3 separate regions of the Homo sapiens genome follow, and regions 2 and 3 are each linked to region 1. The links are chromatin loops, found by intact Hi-C in ENCODE. Cell type or tissue: CD4-positive, alpha-beta T cell. All regions are shown on one strand. Links, peaks and the distances in the headings refer to the core of each region. The heading gives the core; the rest is flanking DNA.

What was found. Hi-C counts contacts between places; a loop is a spot of excess contacts. Peaks named below come from ENCODE experiments on the same cell type or tissue, not always from the same donor. Only the 100,000 strongest peaks of a DNase experiment are listed, where the experiment ranks them.
Region 2: it touches region 1 in a loop (4-fold over the local background); 8 of 110 quality-filtered maps call a loop at or near these places.
Region 3: a loop joins it to region 1, with 2.4 times the contacts of the local background. A loop is called at or near these places in 5 of 110 quality-filtered maps.

The regions. Positions count from the first base shown.
Region 1 is chr6:386,270-392,606 of GRCh38, forward strand. It overlaps IRF4 (interferon regulatory factor 4), which reads left to right and starts at 5,483. Exons shown (of 9, transcript NM_002460.4): 1 at 5,483-5,540. RefSeq lists an enhancer at 3,453-3,502 and silencers at 5,170-5,559, 5,800-5,869, 6,150-6,199. In CD4-positive, alpha-beta T cell, for the core only: a CTCF peak has its summit at 3,428 (motif pointing right); DNase peaks (open chromatin) are centred at 2,442 and 3,522; H3K4me3 peaks cover 523 bases.
Region 2 is chr6:522,376-528,712 of GRCh38, forward strand. The region is part of intron 23 of EXOC2 (exocyst complex component 2); the gene reads right to left. Among named protein-coding and RNA genes, the nearest start is that of HUS1B, 130 kb to the right of the region's middle. In CD4-positive, alpha-beta T cell, for the core only: a CTCF peak has its summit at 2,625 (motif pointing left); a DNase peak (open chromatin) is centred at 2,616.
Region 3 is chr6:590,725-597,061 of GRCh38, forward strand. EXOC2 (exocyst complex component 2) reads right to left here. Exons shown (of 28, transcript NM_018303.6): 11 at 1,745-1,863. Among named protein-coding and RNA genes, the nearest start is that of HUS1B, 63 kb to the right of the region's middle. In CD4-positive, alpha-beta T cell, for the core only: CTCF peaks have their summits at 2,565 (motif pointing right) and 2,765; a DNase peak (open chromatin) is centred at 2,627.

The DNA.
Region 1 (6,337 bases), core at 1,924-4,423:
GCAGATGCCTGAAATAGAAGACAGTACTGAGCCCCTTATAGACTATGTTTTTTTCTGTACGTACATAGCTAGGATAAAGTGTAACTTATAAATTAGGCACAGTGAGAGATTAACAACACTAATAATAACACCAAGCAATGATGACCATACGCTGTAATGAAAGCTGTGGATGTTGTTGCTCTCTCCAACATCTCACTGCATGGCACTTGCCCTCTAATGGCCTGATGGCTGCCACATGGCTGATGGGCCAGCAGCATATACAGTGGGGTCTGCTGGACAAAGCAGTGGTTCACATCCCAGAAGGGATGAAGCGGGACCCTGCGCGATGTCACCACCCTGCAAAGAATGGCATGCAACTTCAAACACAAAGTGTTGATTTCTGGAATTTTCCATTTCTTATTTTCAGACTGAGGTTGCCCTCAGGTAACTGAAACTGTGGAAAGGGAAACGGTGGATACAGGGGACTCCTGTGTCATTCCCCATCCTGGAAACCCTCCAGCAACCCCTGACTCCCCGACCGCCCCACCCCCTGCCGAGCACGTCTACTCAGCCCCATAACTGCTTGTCCTTCCCTCCTCTGCCACCCATGCACCTGCCCGTCTGAGAGCTCTCTACCTCACCCCGAGGCCTCCCCGGCCTCCTGGCCATTGTTCTCTCTCGGGCGGTACCCACACTATGGCCAGATAATTCCTCCTTTACTGTAGTTCTTACCTTATTACGGGGGAATATGAGCCAAAGCCATGTAACTCGCTGCCGGGCAGGAACTAACAGAGCCAGCACATGCTTCTCCCGTACCCTTCTCTCCATCAGGTGGCCAGGAATGTTCCGGATCCCCGTGGCTTTGCCATGGATATCTCATTTGAACAAGAAGTAACCCCCCCCCCAGAATCTCAGGGGGTCTCGTTACCACAGCATAACCTAACCTTTCTAGAAAGATACACTCCTCTATCCAGCATGCCTAGAGTCTTATGTGTGACAAGTGACGGTATGCTGTTTCACAAAATTTCGCTGAAAGAGCCGTTGATGAACTTTAGAATAACCCAACATTAGGCGCTGTTACAAATGGGTGGAATTAGACAAAGCCGTTTGCCTTTCACCTCTTGCTTCAGTTTTCAGAAAATTGCCCAAAGGTATTGCAAACCATTTGCGTTTTCATTGGCTTGGTTAAGGAGTTGGCAGTGTCAACTGGCCCTGTGTAAAGCCACGTCACTGTTTCTGTAGAGAGCATGACACGTCAGAGAGGTGGGAAGTGTTGCCAGGACTCTTCTTAGAATGCTGGCAAGAAGAGCAGGCGAAAAGGGAAGAGCTGTTTATAAACAGGGAAAGGAGACATCACCTCGTATCCTTGGCTTCTCATTACGTCATCGATTACAATCACAAGTCTCATTTCCTACAAGCCTGAAAGCGGGTTCTTCTCTGCATGTAGGAAAAAGCCCCGCTTACTAACTCTGCCCTCAAAGAGATCACAAGCTGGTCCTGAACGCCCTGTGCCCTGGGAATGCTTACTGTCGAAGCTCTGCAAATTTTCTCATTGAAGGCACTCAGGGCATTCTGCTAATTAAATTAGGAAAATGTGTACAGCTCTACTTGAAAAAATCCAGGTTTATGCTCTGTATTCTATTACCAAAGAATTTATCACTTTTCAAATAACATTCAATTATTTTAAACTGAGTGTGCAGTGAGAGCATTTATAATATAATCTCATTTCCAGAGTGTTCCATCCCAACTCCTCTCTGGTATAAGTAGCTTAGAAGGTTAGATTTTTTTTTTCCAGAGGATTAAACATTCGAGAAGAGTGGCTAAGAGGCAGCACCAGGTTTCTCTCATTTCCTCAAAGAGAATTTAGCCTTGTGAAGAAGAATAAAGTGAAGGTCAATGGTTAGATCCATGGCTTAAAAATAAAATGCAGCTTTCCTTACTCTGAATTTACCATAACCAAAAAGGCCACGAGGCAGCCATTAATGATCCTAAGTTGCAACAGAAAGAAAAAAACACCTACTTAGGGTTAAACGAGGATTCAGTGGTCACTTGCCGCCGGCCTCCACTTCACAGGGGCGGAGGATGAGGCCAGGGAAGACTTTCTTACCCACACTGACCTGACCAGAGATGAAACTCCCCCTCCTATGACAGCCTGCACTCAGAGGCTGATTCTGAAATAGTCATGCCAAATGCAGCCAATCCCTGTGTACAAGGAGAAAAAATAGTTCCTCAGAGCTGTGTCCTTGGGCCAGCCATCTGGACCTCTCACAATCTCTTTCGTTCTCCCTACACTTGGGCTGAATCCCGCCTTCCTTGCCTGCCAGGTTTGGTTTGGGGGCCAAATGAGTGAAAGTCCGTGAGATACCCCTAAGTATTGAAGTGCGTAGTAAATGATAATAGCCCTGATTTGTTGAACATGATGATGTGCCAGGCATTGCGCAAAGCATCATTTCATCATCACAACAAACACTGCTGGGAGGCAGGGACACCCCCACCCTCCTTGTACACCCAGAAGTAGGACTTTGGTTAAATGGCTCTCCCAAGGCCTCACAGCCTTAAAAACTCAAGCACTTATTTAATCCCCAATGATACTACCTTTTGGCCATGCAATGTGTCATGGCCAGTAATTAGATTTGCAAACACATATAACCAAAGAGGATTAGAAGAGACATATATTCTATATAAATTACATGAAAATAGCACTTTCAGTATTTTCCTGATTTTTTCTGGTAATTAAAAATGATTGCCCTTTATATTTCTTTATGGATACAGTTGCATTGTTTTTAGCCAATTGTAGCCCCCCCCTTTAAAGAGTGAATTAGTGGGAAAATAGTGTTATCCAAGATTTTAAGAATCTAGTGTGTGTGTTTGTGTGTGTAGGATGGGTTTTTCTGAAATATTTTACTTGCATGTGAATGTATAATTTTAAAGATTGGCTTTTAAAATACTGAATTGAGGTAAATTCAGCTTTTCTTGCAGACTCTTTACGATAAATGTGAAATTGAAAATGGAAATGCTCCATTCAGATGGTGTGCCGACTACAACCTCAACATACGGATAATTCACTAAATAAGTAACTTCCTCGTGGAATATCACGGTCAGCCTTTGTTTTGGGTACACATTCAATGAACTGGTTTCCTATTAGTTTCTGCTTGTCAACAAGTTGTGTCATTTACTGATAAATATCCAGCCTTTTACTAAGGAATACCGATTTTCTCAAGTCTCAGTGTGTGGAGGGGGTGGGAGTTTGGTGGGGAAGCTTTTCAATTTGAGAACCTTTGCCGTTTTTTGTTTCAATCGTGACTAAGATATAAAAGTCCTTGGTCACCACTGCCAGCTGCTACCTGTTCACTGCCTCCCTGACGGGTAATGAGGCCATCCGGAGTTTTAGTGATTAAAATGTTTTATTACTTGTATTCACATCATCATTAAGAAAAATAACTTCTAGTGGATCAATATGGCAAATGAGTAAACCAGAAGATGGCGTTGAAGATTAGCAATTACATTTAAAAACAAGGTAGTGGTGTGAAGGCTCAGAGTTTCACACAACGACTGTTGTTCTGAACTAAAAGCAGAGGATGTGGATGAGTGAGGGGAGGGTATGTTGAAAATGACTAAACCCGGTGCAGAGGACACGTATACGAAAGTGCAAAAAGCTCTCATTTGCCATTTTTTGTCCTCAGCAAACTCCTCTCTGGTATGTTTGTGAACGTTTGAGGGAAAGGTAACACTGATTAAAATATAATGCAACAAGAAGGCAACGATCTTTGCTTTGTTCACTGATGTGTTCCAAGTGCCTAGGACGGTTCCTGACAAGTAGCAGGTGCTCAAAATACATTTGTCAAGTGAATAAATCTGTGAAAGGAAAGGAAGAAAAACAGGTTGTGACCAGAACTTTTTGTGAACAAAACCCTGTTGTTTATTACATAGACTTTGGTAATGGAAAACTTACTTGGGTGAAATAAAAAATGGCATCCTGTTAATTTCTGAGAACGTCTGTTGGTTTTAGGAAAAGCATACCTATCCATACCTCACTACCTGTTTTGCTCTAGCCTAAACATAGATTCTTCTTTGGTTAGGAGACATTGACCCAATATATAAGATTAAAACAAAAACTGAGAAATAAGTGAAATCAAAAGCTTTTCAAAAGTTGCAGGTTGACCTACGGTGGTGGTGGTCTAAAATCATATAGAAACCAGAGATCTGATGGTTTACCTGAAAATGCGAAGTAAATGCACATACTCAGCATCTCAGACGATCGAAAGCTCAACGGGTGAAAGCTCAGGGGGTTAATTTTGCGATTAAGGACATCTTGGAAAAGTATGTAAAATCCCTGGTCCACTTAAGTATTATTCCTATTTTGGGCTTTTATTTATTTATTTTGAGATGGAGTCTTGCTCTGTCGCCCACCTCGGCTCACTGCAACTTCAGCCTCCCGGGTTCAAGCGATTCTCGTGGCTCGTCCTCTCAAGTAGCTGGGGCCACGCCCGGCTAATTTTTGTATTTTTAGTAGAGATGGGGTTTCACCGTGTTGGCCAGGCTGGTCTCGAACTCCTGACCTCAGGCGATCCACCGCCTCGGCCTCCCAAAGTGCTGGGATTACAGGCTTGAGCCACAGCGCCTGGCCTATTTTGGGCTTTTATACCCCACTGGTAAACTGCTTTCCTCCAGGTTGAGGTTAAAACGACATCATTTTAAGGTGAACTGAAGTCTGGAAGTGATTAAGCACTTGGATCCTTAGGGAGCCTCTCCCCGCCCCCATCTCTTTCATGCTAAGATAATTAAAACTTCGGGGCCGGGGCATTGTCTGAGTCACTTCAATTCACCAGCCTAATAGATGCAAAAGGATGTAAGCATGTCAGACACGCAGAGACAGTATTTGAATCAAGCTTAATAGCTCAAGGGAGCTGGGCCATTTCCTATTTTCTTTTTAGTGAGTGCGATGTTCTCTAAACACCGCGGAGAGGCAGGGTTCCCGGTGATGGCCTTGCCGAGGGTGCTCCCGCAACCTCCACCTCCAGTTCTCTTTGGACCATTCCTCCGTCTTCCGTTACACGCTCTGCAAAGCGAAGTCCCCTTCGCACCAGATTCCCGCTACTACACGCCCCCCATTTCCCGCCCTGGCCACATCGCTGCAGTTTAGTGATTGACTGGCCTCCTGAGGTCCTGGCGCAAAGGCGAGATTCGCATTTCGCACCTCGCCCTTCGCGGGAAACGGCCCCAGTGACAGTCCCCGAAGCGGCGCGCGCCCGGCTGGAGGTGCGCTCTCCGGGCGCGGCGCGCGGAGGGTCGCCAAGGGCGCGGGAACCCCACCCCGGCCGCGGCAGCCCCCAGCCTTCACGCCGGCCCTGAGGCTCGCCCGCCCGGCCGGCCCCGGCTCTCGGCTTGCAAAGTCCCTCTCCCCAGTCCAACCCCCGGCCCCCACAGGCCTCGGCGCCCCGCCCCGCCCCAGGCCCCGCCCCAGAGAGTTCTATAAAGTTCCTCTTTCCCACCTCGCACTCTCAGTTTCACCGCTCGATCTTGGGACCCACCGCTGCCCTCAGCTCCGAGTCCAGGGCGAGGTAAGGGCTGGAGTCGGGCAGGAGGAGGGGTGTGAGGCTGATACCAGAGAGGACCCGGAGCGCGAACCAGAGGTTCGACCTCCAGGGCAGCGCAGGGTACCCCGGCTTCGGAGCGGGAAGGGAGCGCGCCCCGTCCTGGAGCTCCGACTCCCACCCCATCTGCGCTGAGCCGGAGGCGCTGGTTTGGGCTCCAAGGCCCGCCTCCTTGGCTCTGCCCGAGCCTCCCCGCCTGCCCTCCGCGCTCCTGCGACGGGGTCGCCACAAGCTGGACGGGATGAGCTAACCGGACTGTCGGGGCCCCAGGAGTGGCTGAGGCGGGGCCGTCCAAGGCACCCACACAAGACGGCACAACTGCCTGCGAGAAACAGGCCCGGCCCTGTGGACCCCAATCCGAGGCTCCTTCCCCTGCTCTTCGTTCCTAAGGGGCCCAAGCTCACGGCGGCCTCCGGCGCGGTGCTCACCCGCTGGCGCAGGAGGAGGAGGAGCTCCACATTTGGGTCGCTCCGAGCCTTGCGTGCGGTGGCCTAGCCGGCCTGGCGCGGTCCCTGCCTCCCAGGCTCCGCAGCTGTCGTCGCCCTCTCCCGCGCCCTCCCCGCCTCCGCTCTCCCGGGCCTGCTCCGGGGTCCGGCGGACGCTCTGCGCGCGGAATCCCCCGTACTGGGGCTGCAGCCCCCGCGTCTGCGCCACTTGTCGTTTGCAGAGCCCACTTAGTGCGCGCTAGCTGGGCAGGGATAGGGGTCCTATTCGGGGCGAAGGGTCTGGATGCGAGCAGAGAAAGCGGAGGGTGGAGGAACCCG
Region 2 (6,337 bases), core at 1,272-3,771, 140 kb after region 1:
AGGACAGCGTGTGGGGAGCACTGTGAGCTGGGCTGGGCTCAGGTGAAATGATGGGGACAGCAAGGTGTCTCTAGGTCTCAGGCAGGTCCATGCGGACTGCAGGACAGCGTGTGGGGAGCGCTGAACTGGGCTGGGCTCAAGTGAACTGATGGGGACAGCAAAGTGTCTCCAGGCCTCAGCCAGGCCCACGTGGACGACATGACAGTGTGTGGGAAGCATTGAACTGGGCTGGGCTCAGGTGAAATGATGGTGCAGCAAGGTGTCTCCAGGTCTCAGGCAGGTCCATGCGGACTGCAGGACAGCGTGTGGGGGAGCATTGAGCTGGGCTGGGCTCAGGTGAAATGATGGTGCAGCAAGGTGTCTCCAGGCCTCAGCCAGGTCTGAGGGGATGAAAGGAAGGTCAAGTGAAGGCAGCAGTGTGCTTGAGGGCATCTGGGAAAGGGAATGCTGGGTCTTTGAGGACTAGCAATGGCCCAGTGTAGACTGAGTACAGATGACCAGGAACGGCTGGTATGAAGAGATGAGGCTTCAGAGCTAAGCAGGTCAGCACATGACCAGTACTAAAGCTGTTTTCCTCCAAAGGCCAGGCGCCATGAAATGGCTGTGAGGAAAGAAGAAACCTGAACAAAAATGAACTTCGAAAGAATATTTCAGCAGGATTTGAGGGAGTGAGACTGGAGAGGAAGAGATCAGATAGGGAAAAAAAAATCTGTTCTGACAGGTAACATCTGAAAATCTAAATCTGATAGGTAAGATAAAGAAACCAGAGATGGGATGGCGCTATGCAGAAAGGGACATTTAGAGCCTCTGCTGGCCAAGGGGGTGTGTCCAAGTGCTACCAGTTTGGTGTCCTTCAAATGGAGAACATTCAGGGCACACTCTTGAGATCAGTACCCTGGCTCCCCAGATGCTGAGGGAGCACACTCGTGCTTACCACCTTGGTTAAGTGAGAACGCAGTGCGTCCACCTCCTACGCACAGAACTGTCGGCTTCTCTATTTATGCTTTAAACCTGGAAATCAGAAACTGCTATTTGAACAACTTGGAAAACTTGGACAGTGCTTTGTATAGTATAGACTTGGTAATATTTGTTGACTTTATGAATGAAAAATGTACTTTCTATCTGTACATGAAGTATTTTGTAGACATTGAGTATACAGATTAAGAGATTAATTTCACTTTATTCTACTCTTGCTGTTTCAAACATGTATATTTTCATATCTATGAATTCAAGTTAGACTAAGTTTAAACAGGGCAATGAATGTATGGTTTATTTTGGCAGGTGCCAAAGTATAATCAGTTCTTTTAAAAAAATTGTTTGTTTTTTGAGACAGGGTCTCTCCCTGTTGCCCAGGCTGGAGTGCAGTGGTGCAATCATAGCTCACTATAACCCTGAAGCCCTGGCCTCAAATGACCTTATTGGTGATATCACTAACTCATATGATTAAAATGCAGCTTTCTAAATTCCTCTTAAAAATGTACAATGGGGAATGGAAAACTACCTCTATTTTCCGCTGAATTGATAACGTGAATACAATGTTATTATTTGAAGGTGATGTTTGGGGTAGTATGAAGGTGTGGGTGGGGTGCAGAGCTGAACTAAGACATTACAATATATCTAGATGCTTCCACCAAAACTGAAAAAGCCGCAAAGGGAGGAGAACTTGAAGTTTGATTATGTTAAACAGAGGGGGTAGCTCTGCTTATGGATTTATTTTTTTATTGATAGAAAAGTAAGAGCAATATATGCTGAGTGGAAAGAAAAATGTCTTATAATCCTTATTCGGTCATTCATTAGGACATTTACGTATGGGGAAGAACCACCAGACTCGGCAATGACTGTAATTACGTAGAGGTGTCATCTTGTGAAGAGGTCAGCATGGCTCCTGCCTCTGGTCGTCCCATGACTACCAAACACCACGGCACATCTGTATCTATGTAAGAAACCTGCACGCTCTGCACATGTGTCCCAGAACTTAAAGGAAAATGAAATAAAATAAAAATAAATAAAACAAAAATTTCAAACATTAAAAAAAAGAAGCCCTACTTAGTCATAATGAATTAGTGTTCCACTGCATGGACAATAGTGCTTTGATCTGCTAAAAATAATTGTTACAATTTTTTGTTCCAACGTTCATGAGGGACGCTAGTCTGTAATTTTCTCTCCTTGTAATGTTCTTGTCACATTTTTGATTTGGGGTTATGCAGGTTTCATAAAATAAGATTGAATATGCTTCCTATTATATTTTCTGATAAAGTTTGTATAAAATTGGTATTATTTATTCCTTAAATGTTACATAGAACTTATCAGTAAAACCATTTGGACTTGGAATTTTCCACAAAGAAAGGTCTTTGATTGTGAATTCAACTTAATAAATATAGAAATTTTTCTATATTTAATCATCTTTTAAAAAATCAAAAGTCAAAACCCAAAAAGTTTGTCTTTTCTATTTTCCCACATATCAACCATTTCTGATTCTTTTTATTCCTTCCTTTAGATTCAAGTTTCCATCGAGTGTTTCTTTGGCTGCATCCCTCTGTGCCTTCTGCAGGAGTGCTGGGCACCTGCTGCAGTCGTGGATGGCCCTCAGATCTGGCTGGTGCAAGCTCCCCTCCTGCAAGGGTTCAAGCGCCCCCTCCAGTCTGTCGGCTTTTGACGGCTCTCCAGTGCTTCTCACAGCTGGGTTTCTATATTCTGTGCAGAGTTCAATTTTTAACTGTGGAACGGTTAGTCTGATAAGTTCTTCCTCTATTACTGAAACCAAAATTCCTCTGAAGCTTGCACTTTTTATTCTGTGGTAGTTCTAATTAAGAAAGCATGCTACATTTTATCATTAATTTTAGGATAGTTCCATCACAGGCTTACATAAAGGCATTGTAAAAACTTTCTAAGTGTAAGATAGTGCTACTACTAAGCTAACTTTACTAGGTTTTTCTTCACAAATTTACCCAAAGTGGAATTTATTCCATTTTCAAATGTCTAATAAAATGTTGAACATTGTTCAATGAGTGTTCTTGCAATGACTAGAGGCTTTCCTCTAGACTGACATGAAGACATGATGGCAATAAGTCAGCAACTAGGACTCCTGAAAATATCAGGAAAAACTGTCAAATGACTTGCAGAAACCTAAATTCACCATGTATGCCATTTCTCTATCAAATCAAGTGTGTGTCCAAGAAGAAAACAAGTTAGTACTGCATGTGCCTGTTCTTTGTGGGTATGCTGTCTCCATGAAGTTTTTCATTTCTTTAAAATATAGAAATTTCTTTTTTTAAAATAAAAATACATCTATTCTGCCCCAATATTTTTAAAAACAAAATTTTAAAGTAGAAAATTAAAGTTTTCTAGCATGCTCCTTCTTATCCCCTTTCAAGATATGTGTATACATGTCAAATTGTACATATGAAATAGATACATTGTCTTTTTCAATAAAAATGAGGAAAGAATGAATGCATGTCTCCTTAATCAACATTTTCTACCAATATATGTACAGTCCCCCACATATAGGTATGCATTTACTTATCCATCTATCCATCTCATCCATTATAAAGAAAGTATAATATTTGTTTAGATATATAACAAATTATCTAACCAATTCACTACTGATGGGCATTTAGTTTTTCAGATTCTACATATATTAAAAAATGTTTCAATAAACATCACTGTACATAATTCTTTACTTACTTCTGTAAAACTTTCCTTAAGACAAATTCTTAGACACAAAATTTCTAAGTAAATTCTATACATATAAATGTGTGCATACACACACACGCACACACACGTATGTGTATAGATGGGCCAATTTACACTCCTAGAAAGATGACGGAATAGTTTTTTTCTCTGTACCTTTGCCAAAAAGCAGGTATTATCAAGCTTTACAGTATCTGTCAATCCAGAGGGTTTTAATAAAATGATACCCTAATGGTATTTTAAATTACATTCTTTGAGAATTGATGAATTTTATCCTATTCTTATATTTATTGGCCATATTAGTTATTTTGTGAATTTCATGAACTTGTGTCTATTCTACCAGCACATCTGCCTTTTTCTTTGTGGATTTTTTTTTTTTTTTTTTTTTTTTTGAGACAGAGTTTCGCTCTTGTTGCCCAGGCTGGAGTGCAATGGCGTAATCTCGGCTCACGGCAACCTCTGCCTCCTGGGTTCAAGCGATTCTCCTGCCTCAACCTTCCGAGTAGCTGGGATGACAGGAATGCACCACCGTGCCCGGTTAATTTTATATTTTTAGTAGAGATGGGGTTTCTCCATTTTGGTCAGGCTGGTCTTGAACTCCCGACCTCAGGTGATCCGCCCGCCTCAGCCTCCCAAAATGCCGGGATTACAGGAGTGAGCCACCGCGCCCGGCTCTTCGTGGATTTCTAATGGAGGCTGTTTATTGTCTAGCAACACAGCACAATGCCTAAAATTAAGGGCTGCCTGGATTTGAACTCGGAACCCCTACCTCACCATTTCCTAGCTACATGAACTTGAGCAAGTCACTTAACTTCTTTGTGCTCAGTGGCTTCATCTATAAAATGAGAATAAAAATACTGCTTACTCCTTGAGGTGCTGTTATATAGATTAAATCAGGTGATTTATGCAAAGCCCTCTGCCTTGCACATGGTATATATGCAATAAATGCTGACTACGTTACTAAACATGGGTACCTAGTAATGTGTGTATATAAATGCATGTATAAGGAATATATGTATAAATTCACATATACATGTAACATACAACTTATTTTATAAGGACCTGAAAACATTTTAATGGTCCATTTTCTCAGAGAGCTACATTAAACTTTGAGGTCTGTCTGCAGTTTTCCATTTTTTGAAAATCAAACAAAAATTACAATTTCTCCTTATCTCCATTCTTGTAGCATTTTTCTTATTCTCTAGAAATTCTACGCTGGACCTGAGCTTTGAATGATTTAAGTTACAGGATGCAAGAGATAACCTAATTGTGCAATGTCTCTTGTAAAATTCAGTGAAAACATCTGCAAGATACATTCCAAAAGGCAGAGATCTTAAAATAAAATTCAACAAACATAGACTTGAGAAGAGCTGTGCTTCTGCCTCTGTCTCCATAATTAGACTTACATTTTCTTTCTCTTCAATTTGTTGGAATATGCTGCTTGGCACACTGCCTGGACAACACACTTACAAGTTTCGCTCACTGATGGACTGTGCACCCCAAGCCTGTGCTCTGGCACACCACTGACGGGCAGGAGGTTACCCTACTCTAGGTTATATGCATCATACATGGAAGCAACCAACTCTGCTGTTATTTTTAGAATGGTCCTAGACATACTCATGTCACAAATTATATAAAGTTTTCCCTTTCCCATTATAATTTCAATTACTATAATTAGTATAAGCACATTTGAATCAAAAATAAGTTCACTATTTACCTATAGAAAATGATTAAGTTTAGATTCACTTAGTAAATAACTTTAAATAATATACATTAATTTAAATTTTTATGACTTTTTGATAGAAAAAATAAAACCAGTATTTAACAGAAAACTTAAATAATACTTTTTTCTTATTTAATGTTTCAAAGACGTGAACTTCAATGTGTATTTGTAAGTAAAGACCAACAGTATTCTTATTTAAAATTTATAAAATTCAAATACTAAGAACTCTTAATAATTGCAGATAACAGAACAATTAAAATCTTAACAGCAGTTTTGTGACTCAGAACTAACTAGAATAATCTTTACTGACATATACACAAATAAAGAGGTGACAACAATTTAAATACCCAACGGTAAGATTTAAAAAAACATCGCTACGGCTTTAACGGATATCTCTTGTTGAATCATGAAATTAATCAACTGGATTTTTTTTTTTAATCACTACATACAGTATCGGAAACTAAATTTATTGGTAACTACAGCAATAAGTAATCAGTTACCTACATGATTTGCAAAATTCAGTTTCTGAAGAAGTAAACTCTGAAGATAATACTAAAGTTGTTAATTGAAATTATTTTGGAAGATTAATAGTCAAACTATTTTGGCTGCTCACTTTACACAAGGTCTCAACTTAAGTCAGCTTTAAACAAACTAAAAATCACTATATGACTATGCAAGGCTGAGGTTCAGTTAGTAATCATGAAGTCAAAACTACACAAAGAACAGAACTAAATAGAGTTTATAAAAGTGAAACGAGCACCGATGACTTCTACATGTTTTTGGAATCTGAGGAAGAGTAAATAAATTGCTGGTAGTATGGTGCCATGTGCCATTTGCTTATGAAAGAAAGTTTGTCAGGAAAAAAACAAAACCAATAAACGAAGCTATGTTAAAAAAAAAAGCCTCACCACTTAATGTCACACA
Region 3 (6,337 bases), core at 1,272-3,771, 200 kb after region 1:
TCGTTTCCTTTGAAGGCTTCTCTTCTTCTACCAGCCCCTAAAACATCACTTGTCAGGACTCTTTCCTGAGTTTGCTTCTTTTTTCGTCTTCTTGGGTAAATGCACGAGTTCCAAGGGACCACCTGTATGCCCACCAAGCTCAAATTTCTCAGTCTCTAGATCCAACTACTTCCATCTCTACTTACATGTCAGACAACCCCAAGTCAAGCTGTCCAAACAAAGAGGCGGAATCACTTTTCTCCCCTATGTTCCCTAACTCAGTGGCACCATCACCCTAACTAGCTGCCAGTCAGCCATCTGGAAATCACTGCTCATCCCTTCCTCCTCTTCATTTGTCCATCATCCAGCCCTATCAGTTCTATTCCTGAACGGCCCTGGAGTCCATGCTCTTCTTCACATTCCCACCACCTCCACATCAGGTGGGGTGCCTGTCTCCTCACCAGCTTCACTGCTCTGGGCTTGCTCCCTCTCATCCACCCACTATGGGCGGCCAGAGTCGTCATCTTTTCAAAAGTAAGTCTGAGCTTGTCTTCCCCCAATCCATTGACCCCAGCTTAAAATCCGTCAGCGACTCCCCATCGCACTCTGGGTGAAGTCCAAACCTGTCACAGCAGCCAAGAAAGTTCGTCTCTTCACTCCACCTCCACGATCTAAGCTCCAACCACACAGGATTCAGAGGCCTTCTTGTGCTTGTAACCTGTGCACATTCTCCCTTCCTGGAAGTCTTAAATGCTTTCCTTCTCTATTTCAACTGTCAAGTACAGATACCCTTCTGATCTCAAAAGAGATGTCACTCCCTTCAGCTCTCAGAATGTCACTCCCCTGACCTCAAAACCCTGGATCAGAGGCTACTCCTAAGCACTCCAATGTCACTCAGAACTTCCCCAGTCATATGAAACAGCACACAATATTCTAACAGCTGGCTGGTTATCTGTCTACCCTACTATTTTGTGAGCTTGCATGAGCTAGGCCCTTGTCTGTTGTCCTGACTACTGTGACTTTGGCACCCAACAGTGTCTGCAGCATAGCAGGCATTCAATATACTCAATATTCTCCAAATGATAGTATACAAACAAAAGCCAATACACCTGCACACAAATAGACCTTTGACTTCTCTCCCCCAGCTTCCCTCAGGGCCTCCACACAGGTGGTCCCTTTCTCAAGCTGAGATGGCTAGTAAGCTACCTTTTATCCTTCCAGTTCTAATACGGAGGCTTCTCTGAGACATTCCCACACCAGCCATCTAAAGCATTCTCCTCAGTTACTCCCTTTTGGAACATCTTGATTTTCTTTTTTTCTTTCATCACATGTCCCAGCATTTTATTTGGTTAGTTACATGTTTAGTGGCTTTTCCTTCCTCTAGCGGTAACTCTGGGAGGCAGCAGCTATGTCTTACTAGCGATGGGTGCAGTGCCTGGCACAGAGCAGGACTCAACATACACCTGACGAGACGATGTGCAGACTGATAGTTACCAAAGACCAATGTCACCTCCTCGGCATCACGCTGCCTGCCCCGAAACGTCAACGCTGTCCACCAATCGCAAAAACAGACATGATAAAAGAGTTGTCCCTTTTCATTAGTACAATGCTAACCAGTGGCCAAAAAAACCACAAAACAAGCAAAAGACAATAATAAGAGATACCAAGTAAATTAGGTAGTCAGTGCCTTCATCATTAAACATTCCCAGAATGCATCAAAATGACATGAAGGAATCACACAACACATTGGAAGAGAAATCCTTGCCTTTCAGATCTTTCACGTAGCCCTCTTTGCAACTGTGCATGAGCTGAAGGATCCACTTGTGTTGGGCTCCAATGCATTGCCAAGCAGGGTCACCAGACGCATGAAGGTCAGACAGGTACCTGAAAAAGCAAGTCCAAGGTTGAGGCCAAAGGGAAATGCTGGCATATTTTAAAATCATTACTTTTTAAAGGCTAAAATTTTATCAATTAGTCTTGTGCCCTGTCAAATATTAGTCTTTAATATTTAATTCTCAATGAAATATATTCAAATTTCTTGGCTAGGTGAGATGGCTCCTGCCTGTAATCCCAGCACTTTGGGAGGCTGAGGTGGATGGATCACCTGAGGTCAGCAGTTCAAGACCAGCCTGGCCAACGTGCTGAAACCCCGTCGCTACTAAAAAAAAATACAAAAATTAGCCAAGTGTGTTGGTGCAAGCCTGTAATCTCAGCTACTCGGGCGGCTGAGGCAGGAGAATCGCTTGAACCCGAGAGGCAGAGGTTGCAATGAGCTGAGATCTCACCACTGTACTGCAGCCTGGGCGACAGAGTGAGACGCCATCTCCAAACAAACAAACAAGCAAACAAAAAATAAAAAAATAAACAGCAGAGCTTTAAAATTTTTTCATATAAATGATAAAACTATTAAAAACAGCTCTTTGTAAAAAGATAAGGACAATTTGCAGTGATCCTATCTACCTGATGAGCATTTTTCTTTATATTTATATTTAGTTCACAGGAGTTTTTCTACTTAGTTCAGAGTCATTATATTAGACACAGGTGGGAGCCAGCAGATACTGGGCAAATACTTTTAAAATTTCAGATGTTTTTTAATTCCTTTCTGATATGAAATATGGCCACGAGATGGCAGTATGGCACCGCTTTCTAAAACTAGCTAAATGAGGGCTAACCGAACTGTGAAGAGATTTGGTGACAACACTCACCTCTAAAGTCCACACTCACGACTGAGAAAATATTTCTCTAGGAAATATAGTATAGTTCGGTGTTTTTCTTAGTTTCTAAATATTCTTAAAATATATCAAGTCTTTGTCTATAAAACACCCAAATCCATAGAGACCATTTACTTCCATAGAAAAATTTCTGTCAAATATTATTTAAGATTTGGCCCTCAGCCCTCACAAAATATATAAATATAGCAAGCTAAATCCAATTAAATCAACTCCAAAAGCATGTCCAAATGAATTTATTGTCTTAAAACTGTTGTTAAGCCATATGCCATTCTTTGTCTCTGGGTTAGAGGTTTTTGTTCAGTGGTAAATCATCATCAATGGCTCCAGGCTGACCTTGGGCCAGACCTCAATCCCTCAGGGGTGCACCCATGCTTCCAGCCCATTCTTCCAGTAGTGAGTGTGTGTTACTCAGGTATCTCAATCAGCAGCCAATCAGAGGAGAAACAAATCCACTTTGTAATATGTTAGCAACAAATAAAATGCTGAGAACACTGACATTCCCAGCTGATGGGGAGGGACTGGGTGCTGTGGGGAGCCGGATATCCAGGCATCTGCAGACGGGCCACACTCAGGCTGCCCAGAGGTGGCTGAGAGCTGCCATCTCCTCCCCCTTGTGACCACCTACAGGTTGCAAACAGGATGTGTCTCTGTGCTGAGAAAGTGGCAGGTCAATTAGAAGGAAGAGCTTTACTCAGATTAAGAAGTCACCAGCACTCCTCCTCATAAATGAGAATAGTATCCTGAGAAGAAAACTACAATCTAACAAGTTACATTTAGCTTGGCACAGGGGATTCATTTCAGATTCCAAAATGCAGTCTGATTCTTTCTCTCACACAAGGCTTTCTTCTTTTATTACCTGAACGATAAATATAACAAATAGTACACTGTGTCTTTCTTCCCAAAGAACGTGATTCTATGCTTTCTTGCTGGGGATGATGCATTTCAGCGTTCTCCCTAAATAGGCTTGTTTTGCCTCCCAACACCTCTGCAACGCTTTCTCCTAACACTTTCACTCACGTAGCCCTCAGATTTGGTGTTAGTAGTAAAATAAAGAGATACTCTTTTAGGGACGGTGTTCCTTTTAATGTTTAAATTACTGAATAGGAGTGTAGACAGTTCCGTACAAGGGTTCTTTCTCCAGGAGTACAGCAAGAGGAATCAATAAGCTTTGCTTAGTGGCTTTTTACATTATACGTCTCTTTAAAATGTTGACTGTGTCCTTGCAAAACCTAATAACAAAAGACTTTTTCTATCATCTTATTAACGGGTATTAAAGTAAAGGAGTTTATAAAAGTTTTACAAAGCAAGATAAAGTTGTTCTTTTAGAAATTCTAGACTCAGTTCAAAAGCATGACAACTTGTGCTGGGCTCTTCAAATAAGTTTCTTGTTTCCTTTCAGTATGCAGCTAAAAATAAGTAGTTACATTTCAAAACTCTGTTTAGAATGATACATGTTATCGCCATTTCTTTTAAAACTGCATATTAAGAACACTTTAAAAAGGCTTTTTAGATTCAAAAGCAATGTAAAGAATGTTAATTATGATTAACACAGGCTCAGTATTTTAAAATTTAAGAATAAAGGAAGTTTTTAGTCATATTCTGACATGATCTTCTCACAGCTACCAGGGATAAGATCACACTGCTGTGGAAAGGAATATGCAGAGCTTTGCTTCCTGCCAACATCAAGATAGAAATAAGGAGAGGGAGAAGAATAGGGAAGGTTTAAATTAGATAAAATAGTGAATGATATTAGAAAAAATTGTGAACAGTAAGACAATATAGTGGTAATCTGATTTTCCCCTCTACTATGCATAATCTGGATTATGTAAGAAAACTAATACATTTTTGTTCATGATAAAGCTATCTCTATTCCTACTTGATGCTCATAAATTTCAAAGTCCAACAGGTATTTGACCTGGTTCTGATCTTATTTTTCTATTTCTTAGCGACTAAAAATTTCATTTAAAAAGGTAACAATTGCTCAGTATTTTCTCAAAGCATCGTAAATAAAATAATCATTAACAAATACATAAACTATTGTTGACTTGTTTATATTTTTGCTCTTTTGCCTTTAAGATGACAGGAAAAATCGTAGTTAAAAGGCTCCTTAAAAGAATCTTTTTTGGCACTACCACCTTTTAAACGATATCCAGTAAGTTATATACTCATAAAAACTGCACATGAGTTATCCATATAGATGGTAACCCACAACATAAAGAATTTGTACACTCAACAAGATTTAACACACTACTATAGGCAAGTTTAACATAACAAGTGTAAACAGGCCAGAAATATACAAAGCACACGCAGTGAAGGAGCAGGGCAGGAAACAGCAGCCTCAGGACGTCTGAGGCTACCCAGCTGCGTGTCCTGGACACTACGCTCAACCTCCCTGCAACTCTGTCGCTTTCTAGGTAGAAAATAAAGCAGTTGGATGACAAATGTGTGGTTTATTTCCAGCTTTACATTTCTAGGATTCTACAAACCAGGAAAATCCCCTATATACATTCTTTCTTATGGAGGCAGCTTAGAGAGAAACAAGAGTGGGCTCTGAAGCCAAACAGGCGTCCCGTCCCCCGGGTCACTGTGTGTGCTGGGCAAGCTTCCGTGTTTTCACCTGTACAATGGGCACCGCACAAGCGTCCTTTCATGGTGGTGATCAGGATTAGAGAGGACATGTAGAACACATCCCGCACAGCGCCTGAGCATGCTGCACACGTGCAGGGGTGGCAGCATGCAAACACAGCACCCTCTCTTCATCCCACCGCCACTGCCTCTGCTTGCTTCCTCCTGGGCAATACTAGTGTGCTGCCAATGACGACGGCTCATACTCCCGCCGTACGCCTCATCACTAGGACACAGGTCCAGGTGCGGATCTTTTCCCCCGTTCACACTTGCACACACAGCAGCTTTCAGGCCAGACGCTCTTTTCAAGACAGTCTTTTCTTTTCAGAGACAGGATCTTGCTGTCACCCAGGCTCGAGTGCAGTGGTACGATCACATCTCAGTGCAGTCTCGAACTCCTGGGCTCAAGAGATCCTACTGCCTCAGGCTCCTGAGTGGCTGGGTCTACAGGCATGCATCCCCGCATCTGGCTAATTTTTGATTTTTTGCAGAGACCAGGTTTTGCTATATTGCCCAGGCTAGTCTTGAACTCTTAGACTCAAACAATCCTTCTGCCTTGGCCTCCCAAAGTGCTGGGATCACAGGTCTGGGCCACTGTGTCTGTTCCTGAGACATTATTTTCAAAGGTCACATGGGGACCACAGCTAAATTCATAAATACATAGTCTGTCATTTTACAACCACTGAATAGTCAATAAACTTCACTAATTCAAGTGGAAAAACCATTAAATTTGGAAAATAATTTATTCTGAGAACAAAGGCCATACTCAAAAAATCCTAGCAGAAAATGAAGTTAATATTTTTAATCACAGATATAAAAAACTTAAAATTTATATGCTTTATCTCCAAACCCTGACATAAACTACATGTACATAAAATTTACTGACTACTTTTTATGTGCCGGGTGAGGTATTAAACCCTTAAATGTATTTCTGATTATCTTTGCAACTATCCTGAGATGCAGATTTGATTACCATGTCCATTTCAGATGAAGAAACCGAA